Regions from separate parts of the Homo sapiens genome. Here region 2 is linked to region 1. Evidence: chromatin contacts called from ENCODE Hi-C or POLR2A ChIA-PET data. All regions are on one chromosome and are shown on one strand. The core of a region is the stretch at or near the end of the contact, and the rest is flanking DNA. Distances in the headings are between cores, read along the strand shown. Region 1 overlaps FOXP1 (forkhead box P1). Region 2 has its middle 400 kb from the start of FOXP1-AS1.

Region 1 (5,405 bases), core at 2,176-4,675:
TCCCCCGACTATCAGTAGAGTTCTGACTCTTAAAGAGAAAAGGTGCTCTTTCCGGAGGGGCTGGCAGAGAGCCCCAACGGCAGGAAATACAAATAAAGGAAGTGCTCTCCAACCAATGTACAGGGAGAAAGTGGAAAGAATCATTTCAAAACGCCTAAGTGACTTTCTTTTTCCCAAAGTATTAAAATTGAGTTTTAATGTTTATAAACAAAAACTGGGATGTACTTTGAATATGCAATGTGTTTTTATTTTAGAAACTAAGTTCTTCATGAGGCATCCATAAAACTCATGCATGCTTTCAGAAGGTGGACTAACTCCTTAGCAGGTCAGTGTTTATCAGCTAATAGTCTGCAGGTGCATCAAAACAAACAATAAACAAGCAAACAACATTACAGACGCTCATGACCCAGCTGTGGAGACAAGCCTTAAACAAAATAATTAGAGAGTGATGCAATGCAGTGCTTACTCAACTACTAAATTGCACGGTGGTGGCTGTAAGCACCATGGGACCACAAAGAAGGAGGAGATCACTAGGAGGAGGGGTCTGGGAAGGCCCACTGGGGAGGTGGCATTTAAAGGCTGATGGTTTGGGTAAGGGGGAGGTGACAAAAGAGAGAGGGAAATGGCTTGGCATACTAACTTAGAAGCCACCTGGAGCCCATCTCGCCCTGTCTCCAGACAGACAGATGATATGGTGACTCAGAGACTACTTCTGGGCAAGGAAATGTCCCATCAGTGATAAACCTGGATAAACTACATATGCCCAGGCCACTTTGGTTAATTCTAAACTCCTGTGGTCCTGTGTACTTGCCCTGTATTTGGGATTCAGGAAGAACTGGAACTTCCATAAGTGGAATATAATATAAAATGTTAAAACCAATAGTAACTCAGAAGACTTCGTTAAAACCATTTATTAATCACTGTGAGCACCAGGTCATTTTAGAAAAGCTGAATAAGAAAGGCCAACAAAAAAATTTTGGATTGTGGGTGTTTTAACAGTCTCATGCAGTTGTCATAATCTGAACACAAATTCCAGCCCTCATTGTACAGAGGAGGAAACTGAGGCTTAGAAAAGCAAAGTGATTTCTCCCAAGAATTAAACATGGCCAGGTGCAGTGGCTCATACTCATAATCCCAGCACTTTGGGAGGCCAAGGCAGGAAGACTGCTTTGAGGTTTGAGACCACCCTGGGCAACACAGTGGGACTCCGTCTCCAAAAATACACACACACACACACACACACACACACACACAATTAGCCACGTGTGATGGTGCATGCCTATAGTCCCAACAACTTGGGAGACTGAGGTGGCAGGATCACTTGGAGACCAGAAGTTCAAGGCTGCAGCAAGCTGTGATCGCACCACTGCACTCCAGCCTAGGCAACAGAGCAAGAAACTGTCTTAAAAAATAAAAAATAAAATAAAAAAAAAATATATACTACAGGCTTCCAAGAGGAAGCAGATACTGGATAATTATAAAAAAAAAAAGCCATAATAATATAAAATGAATACCTGTGGTGGGGGGGAGGGGATATCGAGGGGTAAGCCAACGTTTAAGGAAGAGTAAAGGAAATGCTAAATACCATACTTTAAAAATATTTTTGATGCCCACATCCTAACACCCACAACAGATACAGCTCTTGTTCAAACACCACATATTAAGAAACCTGTCAGTTGCTAAATGAGTCCATTGTGCAGCTGGCTGTGCACTTAAGAACAGATTACTATGATCCCACACCAAACTCTAACCACCAAATAACACACCTGGGACTAAAATCATGTATTATATTTGGTTCTGCTGAGCCTTAGCTTTGAACACAGAAGAAAGTGAAAGGTTTTACTGCCCATTCAGAGCTGAGAATGGAGATAAGATGTATTAAAGGAAGAGTCAGGAGGAGCGTCTCCTCAGGACATTATTCCATACACTGATGAATGGCCCTGTGGTGAGGCAGATACAGCAATGGTCCCTGGCCCACGTGGTCCTCAGTTCCAACGAAAGGCCTGCTTTGCCAGAAGCTGCTTGGAAATAACTAGAGAAAGGATACGAGCATGGGGTGAAAAATCAACTGTGTGATCAGAGGCCAAAACCTTAATTCAAGTTTGCTGTCTTCTTCTGAACAACACTTGTGTTAACACAACACACATTTTCTTTCCCCTTTCCAATTAATTTAATGGAGTATCCAGGACATATTCTGAAATGACAGAACTTAAAGAGATTCAACCAACTGATTCCAATTCCGGAGAGAGAAAGCTAAAGCAACAGGAATACAAAATGTAAGCCCAGTAACATGCCTGATGGCCTACTCAGGAAAGCGCGCCTCCCCAGAAGGAGGACTGCTTTAAGTATTTCTCCAAAGAATGGCAATGGGGCAGCCAATTAGAGTTACTAAATTGCAACAGCAATGCCCCATTCCTGAGATCTGGGGATTTGTCTCCAAGGAACCACCATTCTGTCTTGATTTAAGCAGTGCTTTTACTTAAAAATATAAATTAATACATCATCCATCTACAGGGAGCTAAGGCAGTTAGCTCCATATTGATATTGTTTATGTCACTGTTATGCATATGTTGACAATGAAGCTAATTATGTTGTTTTTCTTCTGTGCCTGCAAGTTTGGCCAAGGGAAAACACTGAGTTCTCACTGTTCCATAGGAGTTTAAATTCCCCTTAATGCATCTTCCAAATTGCCATTTGCATTTTCATGTAATGCAACATTTTATAAAGCCATTGCTTCTGGTTAATTTGTATATACACAGTGTGACATGTCAACATTCAGGTGACTTGTAAGTATGATGAGCTATGGAAAACATCAACCTAAAAACAAATCCCTTACTCTAAAAGCATTCATAAGCATCAGAGGTAAACAAAATCATGACAGAAAAGAAAAATGACAACATCCTTTCCTAACTCTGCATTTGACAGTAATAAATTACCCTCTCTCATTTATGATGAAACTATAATCCCCTGTTTTAACATAATGTAAAATTTGTTAATGGACTGCTTCTGCCATGGGGTTAGAACAGATTACACTGAAGTGTGCAAAGTTCTTGAAAAGGTACATGTTTTGGGGCAGTAGAGCATGTCCCAAAGTGCTGTACCCTTCAGATATCGGGGGGAAAACATCACTGCCACCACCACCACCAAGTGTAATTTGTTATTTCCCTCCCGAAGAGTGACAGTATTTTTGGCCCACCCACAGGCAAACCCTCGATTTTTAAGCATAACCAGAAATGGGGCACTGAAGGGGAAAGAAAAGACGGCTCTTGGGGAATGAAATTACATTTTAATTTTTTTAACGTTTACTTATGTAGAAATCGCTGAATATCAGATAAAGGCAACTGACCACCTTTATTTAGTACAGTCAGCTTTTCCAGAGATCTGTGGTGTGCAGCAGGCCTGCAAAGAGGCAAAGGGAGCGTGTCCCATCCTGCCCTCAGAACAATGCTCACACATCTTCCTCCCATGCAACACCACCCTCCTCTGACCCTAGGTTGACACACCCTCATGTCAAAACCTTCTTTACGCCTGCCCTCTGCTGGCAAGCCTGCCAGGATTAGGAAATTTTGACTACTTCAACTTATTCAAAAGACAACTTTTAAAGCCAGACAGAGAAAGGACATGTAATGAACTATTAACTGGAATATATAAATTAAGACATTTAAACAAAATGGGGGGAGAAAGGGGGACACCCCTAGTGAAATATGGCACTTTTAATGTAAAAATGCACATTCGTCTACTCTATTGCCTCCTCGCTCACAGCAGGGGAGTGCCAAACTCGATATTTTAGCTCACCTAAGAGAACAACCTGTATTACTGTTGGGCATCTTGCCTTCTTTTGCTCACTCTCCGGGGAGAGCATGTCGGCGCATTTTCAATAAAACACCTTCTTAGCAGTAATGGGCCACTGTTCCCATTTCAGTGGTCCCTAAGGTTTCACGATACAGTATATTTGGCTGACTCGCAGTTCGAGTTTTCTTCTGGCATTCCTAAGATCCAAAAAACGGAAGAGAAAAAGCAAAAGAAGAGTACTTGCTTATCCTTTGTTTCAGTAAGAAAACAGTCAACTTTGAGACTGATTAGCTGGTAGGACTTACACAAAACAAGGGCACTCTCGGGCCCTCTCCCCTGCTACGGGAACCCTCCGCGCACGTGTGGGCCAGACTCCCAGCTGAAGGAGGGCTCTGGGCATTAGGGGGTAAATTTCTGCAGCAGCGTGCTGGGGTTTAACAGTGCAACTCCTGTCAGTGTCAATGGGAAGCACAAGGCCTGTACAAATCCCTGCATACCATTTCAAAAATATATCTCCAAGACGGGAAAATGAAGCTTAGCAGTTGCAACCTCAAAAGCATTCAGGAAGTAGCACTCTTGACAGCGCTTTAGATGCCGAGTAAATGGTCTTATAAAGAACACCCAATCCAGCCGACAATAAATCTTACACCGGGGAAGCCGGCACAGGGCTGTGGAATCCCCTCCAAGATAATTGCCTTCCACACTGTGTGGCATAGAAGCTGCTACACAGAAAACATTTTCCGGGGCTCTGCGCTCGCTATGGCTTGCTTTTCTTTCCCTAATAGTCACCAATTACACAGACACTCACACCCTGTCTTTAAGAGTGACCACATAAAAGTCTCAAGGTTTGTCTCCTTTTCTAGAAAAAAAGGTTGTAAGGCCAGTTCTAGTGGGGAGCGGGTGGGAGAGGGAGGTTGAGAACAGAGGGTGTGTTTAAGAACTCAGGAATGGAATCTGACACAGGCATCCAGGTGAGCAACCCTGGGTGTCTCCACTTTCCAGTCTTTGACGGTTCATGTAGTTTCCAGACAGCTCCAAGTACTGGGGCTCATCTACAGGCCGCTGAAGCGGTCAGCACATCTTTTCTAGTCCACAGAGGCCTCAAGCAGGCTGTTTAACTCTGAGATAGTACAGGAGTACTACATATGACTTAGGATTCTATTAATGACTTTGTCAGGAATAATAGTGTGATTGTGGGCAAGTCACGTCACCTCTCTGCGCCTGCACATTTCAGCTAAACAAAGAGGAAGATGGATGAGATCTCTCTATAATTTCTTTTTTTCTTTTTTGAGATGGAGTCTCGCTCTTGTCACCCAGCCTGGAGTGCAATGGCGCATCTTGGCTCACTGCAACCTCCGCCCCCTGTGTTCAAGCGATTATCCTGCCTCAGCCTCCCAAATAGCTGGGATTACAGGCACCTGCCACCACGCCTGGCTAATTTTTGTATTTTTAGTAGAGACGGTGTTTCACCATGTTGCCCAGACTGGTCTCAAACTCCCGACACCTCAGGTGATCGGCCTGCTTCAGCCTCCCAAGGTGCTGGGATTACAGGCGTGAGCCACTGCGCCCAGCCTCTGTAGTTTAACAACAACAACAACAACGACAACAACAAC
Region 2 (5,582 bases), core at 2,202-4,701, 180 kb before region 1:
CAGGTGATACAGATATTGCTGGTCAGAGAATCACACTTCGAGAACCACTGCTGTAGACCAAAGGTTGTAAACTGGTGCCGTGAAAACCAAAGTCAACTTCCAGTGTCATTTTTTTTTTCTACACCTAGGTTTGAATTTTTTAAGTTATTTTTTCCATACTTAAAATCAGGAGGTTTCACACATAAAAAATTCAGATTTTCACCTTGGAAAATTGAGAGAATTTTGAAACCCCTATTCCTGCAGCACACCCATTGGCTGGAGTGAGTAGATGTTGCCCCCAGTTAGGTGGAGTCTGTTCTCTGTCTGGCTGTTGGTGGGGATACATGATTTGTACCTCTGAGTTTTGTGTTTCCAAGGTCAGCTGTCAAGGCATATTTTACATCTATATTTTAATTCACTGCTGTGTGCTTTAATAGAAGCTTTAGTTTATTAGCCAGAGTTTAGTACCAGAATCTAGGCCAGAGGAGAAAATGCCAATTGGGCCAACATGTCCTATATTCATTGGTACTAATCTACAAACCCACACTGAGAACCTATTATATGCCTGCTTTCTTCCACTAGTATCCTGTTTCTACCACAGATAAACAAACCAATTAATGGTCCTGGGGAGTCAGGGAGGGATATCTAGAAACATTTACAAAGAGATGTGACAGCCTCTAAAGTGACCCGAGCGATCCCACCTGCAAGCCATGAGGTTGCTGATTTTCTCCGTGGTGGTGCTTGCAGAAGTAATGATAGGGGGTTGGCTGGGAATAAAATGTGATTCATGTTCAGGGCTATCTGGAGCATCCAGCCGATAGAGTCACCTGCTGTCAAAGCTTTCTGATATGTTTGTGTCTTTCCAAAAAAGTCATATGTTGAAATCCTAATCTCCAATGTGGTGGTATTGAGAGGTGGCCCCTTTGTGAGGTGATTAGCTCATGATTAGTGCCCTTATAAAAGGGCTGGAGGAACCTCTTCATCTCTTCCACCACATGAGGAAGCAGCAACGAGGTGCCTTCTTTCAAGAAGAGGGCGATCCCCATCAGACACTGAATCTGTTGGGTCTCAATCTTGGATTTCCTAGCCTCCAAAACTGTGAGTGATACATTTTTGCTGTGTACAAATTAGTCTAAGATATTTTGTTATAACAGCGCTAACATACTAAGCCACCTTCTATATGGAATTTTGTTCTCATCTGAATTTTCTTCCCATGTTCTTATTGTCTAGTAACACTCCGTTAAAAAAAATTAATCAGTTCAAGTACAAGGACTTTCTATAACATTTACATAAGTGAAATGTGAGTTGCATTATTGTGTTTAGTTGGTTTTCTCTCCCCGCTTTACTACGATCCAGTCATTTCAACAGTGTATTTTAAGATACGTGGTGCCAAAAGTGCATAAACTTCCAGAAACTAACATCTTTGAATTCCCACTATTCAAACCGTGGTCTGAGGGTCAGGGCCATTCCATTTCCTGGGAGCCTGTGGTGATTGCTGAATTACAAGTCCAGGCAAACTCAATCAAAATCTGTAGGACAACAAGATCCCCAGGTGACTTATTTGAGAAATCAAGCTTAGAGCAACAGTGCTCTAAACCAAGTATTAGATATAGAACTGTACATGGATCTCAGTAGAAACTGATACAGTGATTAAAAAAAACACTTTCCTACAAGTTTCTCTGATGTCTTGTATCTGAAGATGCAGAACATGAAATTAGATTTTCTTGATGACCATTATTAGGATTGTAAACATCTATAATTGTTCAGCTTTTTCTTCCAAACTTTTCTTTCTTAATGGTTGATTAGAGAAAATTTTGCATTTATTATATATGCCTTGGGTGCCTCCAGCCCCCTGCAGTATTTATCACCTGAAATGGGCAAATAATCTGTCTCAAAAAAAAACTGTGGAAAAATCTCGAAAATGTAGTCTGCAGGTGCCTTTAAGTTTGGAGGATCCCTTTGCAAAATAAATATTTAAATATTTTATGAACCCACCTGACAGTAGAGATATATTTGTGTTCATCTCTTTCTAAAACATTCAATGAGTAATACTTTTAAATGAGTGTGTACATGATTAATCAGATCATCTATATAATTTGGAAAATATTCATATATTTATATGTGTAAGATTTTTTTTCAGTTCTATGAGCAATGCTTGCACACATACGGATTCTCAAAGTCCTCGTAGCAACTTCACAACCCACAGATTGAGTGGGAAATACTGGCCTAGAAAAATAATGATTAATAAATTACCATTATAGCATACATTTTCCTGTGCAAAAAAATCTAGAGCAGTTGAAGAAGACAAAACATACAAAAACAATCACACAAAGTTGTTTCTGTATGTTTTCTTTTAGATACAGGGTCTCACTCTGTCTGCCAGGCTGGACCACAGTGGCGTGACCGTAGCTCACTGCAGCCTTGAACTCCTGGGCTCATGAGATTCTCCAGCCCCAGCCTCCCAAGTAGCTGAGATTACAGGGGTGACCAAAAAATAATAAATGTGTGACCAAAAAAATTGGTAAATGGTTCATGTCCAACTTCCGAATCTAATTAATAGCCTATACCAGTGGCTTTTGAACTTGAGTGAGAATCACGTAAAAACTTGATAAAACTACAAAGGCTCAGGCCCTCCCTGTTTTGCCAAACCCCTATTAATTCCAATAGTGAAGGCACCAGGTTCAAGAAGAGACCCAGAGCCAGCAAAGGAGACCTGGGGTTTTATTAGGGGTTCCATACAGGGGGGAGAGTCCAGTGGCAGTGGGCTGGACAGGAGAACCAACTTAATTACCAAAATGATCCAGTGGCAACTGGCTAGACAACACATCCACTTTCCTACAGTGCTGACTGACGGGGCAGTAGAACCCCAACCGCCTGCAAACATCATGAATCAAATATTATATAGCGTTTTCACTTAACACCCTCCCACTAACAACCCCCTCCTGGAAACCTTCATTTAACCCAAGAACTCAGGGCCTCAATCCCCTATATGCGCCGTGTTAGATGGGACAGGCTGGGGGCTCAAACATTTATCATAGATAAGGAATGAAATCTCCGGGTTGGCCACTCCTGGATTCCCTAGCTCAGAAAACACATGCAGGTGCATCTGCCATACGGGGTCATTCTCAGGGTGTACTTATGTTATTGCTCTCAGGTGTGTTTACCCCACAGTCACCTCAATGAGCCTGGGCCTTTGCCTTCTTAGCTGTCCAGATGGTTTTGACACACATCCATGTTTAAGAATCACTGTTCAAGAGCTAGGCTTCTTGCCTGTAATCCATCACTTTGGGAGGCCAAGGCACATGGATTGCTTGAGGCCAGGAGTTCGAGACCAGCCTGGCCAACATGGCGAAACCCCATCTCTACTAAAAATACAAAAAAATTAGCTGGGTGTGGTGGCATGTGCCTGTAATCCCAGCTACTCAGCAGGCTGAGGCAGAAGAATCACTTGAACCTGGGAGGTTGCAGTGAGCTGAGATTGCACCACTGCATTCCAGCCTGGGTGTACAGAGTAAGACTCTGTCTCAAAAATAAAAGAGCTAGGTTTCTCAGCCTCAGCACTGTCAACATTTGGGGCTGAATAATCCTTTGCTGTGGGTCCCTGTCCTGGGCACCGTAGAATTCTTAGCAGCTTTCCTGGTCCCTACCCACCAGATGCCAGTAGCAACCTTCCCAAATATGCAAACCAAAAATGCCTCCACACGTTGCCCAGTGTCCCTGGCAGGAGAGCAGGAGTGGGGGTATGGGGGTGTGGATGCTCACCCCTAATTGAGAAGCACTGGCTGAACAATATGGATTCTATGTTAGATTCCTAGGATGACATGGGCTTTGGTTGAGATCTGCACAGGACCACCGGAACCACAGAGCTGGGTGGCTCTGCTCACCTACACCAAATTCCCTGGGTCCTGCCTGATAGTCGGTATCTACAATTAGCTGTGTCTCTGACTATAAAAAGTTCTAGTACATTCTGATCTTGACACATTGAGAGTAACACGGCTGAATGACTCAAATATTACTTCATGGTTTGAGTTCAATTTCGAGGCAACATGCAGGGCTCAGCCAGACATGTGTCTTAAGTCAAGGCCAGAGTCACATTTGTCACACACAAACCAGACCACTAAATATCTCTTTCAAAAAAAGAAAAAAGTCTTTTCTAAAGCCAACTTCCAGTCTATGTTTGAAAATTATATTCCACAAAGATGAAAAACATACATTTTCATTTTGTTTCGAATTAGCACGGTAAACAGCTGGCTCTTTTCTTTCCAGTGGAGGCCTTAGCTCCATTTGTTAGCTCTGTTTCTGATATTTCACCTATTCTTTATTTACTTAACAGAGTTTGACAGGAAATTCTCAGAGAGATAATATATCTCCATTAATAGGGTGACTGGGGGAACATATTCTAAGGTTTCAAGTGGCCTGGAACAATAACTTACATCTTTGACATTTTTGTCAGCTACCATCCCATTAATAGCATCCAATACCACTTCCCCGCAATCCATGCAGTCTTACAAGTGTTTTGTGGAAAAGCACACTTTTTCTATTTTTCAGAAGATGCAGGCTCATTACGCTGTTATCAGCAGATAATGGTGCAAATTAAAAAGGCTTGTGAGAAAGGCCACCTGATCTCCATAAACACAGTCTCCTGACATAAATCAGACTACTAGAACAAGCGAAAATGAATCAAGCTGGATTTCTGGGTGGATCTAGGGATTTAAGGGTCTATAACGTCTTCCTCCTCAGGGTCACCAATTTGTGTTGAACTCAAAAGTGTATAAAGAGAAATTTGTTCCCCAAATGAGAAACTTTTCCTCTGTTTTAGTGGGAGGGTGGCTATTGGTGAACAACAGAGAGTATTGTAGGTTTTTACCAAGAGATAAAAGCATTTTTATGTTGACAAACATAAATGTACTTTCTTCTTTGTAAGACATCAGTAAAAAGCTAAAAAATAAGTCAGAGGTTCATCTGTTAGGAATTCCCCTGCCTGCTCAATAGCTTTTTACACCGACATTGCAAAAAAAATCCCAGAATGAATTGAAGCGATGTCTTATATCAATGTTTTCACGGCCAAATTATGGAGATCCAGCCTTGCAAGGGAAAGTAAAAAATTTCCCCATCTATCAGATGCTTCTCCAATTACTCATGGCCCCAATTCCGTTTAAGAAGTGCCTCCAATAATTGATAATGCAAGGGGCATGATATGAGCTAACAATGCAATTTATAGCAGAGAGATAAAACCCAGATAGAAGAACATTTACCTTATAATGCTATTAATATAAAAGTAATTATGAGGGTTGGTTCTAATTAGAATGTTCACTTAGAATCAAGATAGAATGGCCAGAATAGTGAGTTTCCTGGTGTTGGAACTTCATTCTTTGACTTGAAAGGTTACATGCGTTTTCCAAGTAGGACATTAAAATCTTTATTTTTAAGATGGTGCCATTTAAAAATCAGTCTGAAGTTGATTCTCTCCTCCATATCTGTAAAATCATCTATCAAGAGAAAGTATATACTTTGTATGATTTTACACTGTATATTCTATAGCACATGGTCACATATCTAATATGTACACATATTTAGGGGGTTGAATTTATCCCCACCAAAAA

What was found. A loop is a pair of places that touch in the nucleus more often than their neighbours do. ChIA-PET counts read pairs that join two places held with the same protein, here RNA polymerase II (POLR2A). Pooled maps may share reads with other maps.
Region 2: a pooled map shows a loop between it and region 1 (2.6-fold over the local background). The contact joins two enhancer-like sites. A Hi-C loop is called at or near these places in 1 of 50 pooled maps. POLR2A ChIA-PET finds 5 or more read pairs at or near these places in 3 of 52 experiments (OCI-LY7, Panc1 and activated T-cell).

The regions. Positions count from the first base shown.
Region 1 is chr3:71,066,511-71,071,915 of GRCh38, forward strand. The region is part of intron 7 of FOXP1 (forkhead box P1); the gene reads right to left. Among named protein-coding and RNA genes, the nearest start is that of FOXP1-AS1, 220 kb to the right of the region's middle. Within about 2 kb of position 3,426, at least 6 of the 41 ENCODE cell types and tissues checked have a DNase peak (open chromatin) inside an H3K27ac peak, as active enhancers do.
Region 2 is chr3:70,885,865-70,891,446 of GRCh38, forward strand. No RefSeq gene overlaps it. Among named protein-coding and RNA genes, the nearest start is that of FOXP1-AS1, 400 kb to the right of the region's middle. Within about 2 kb of position 3,452, at least 4 of the 41 ENCODE cell types and tissues checked have a DNase peak (open chromatin) inside an H3K27ac peak, as active enhancers do.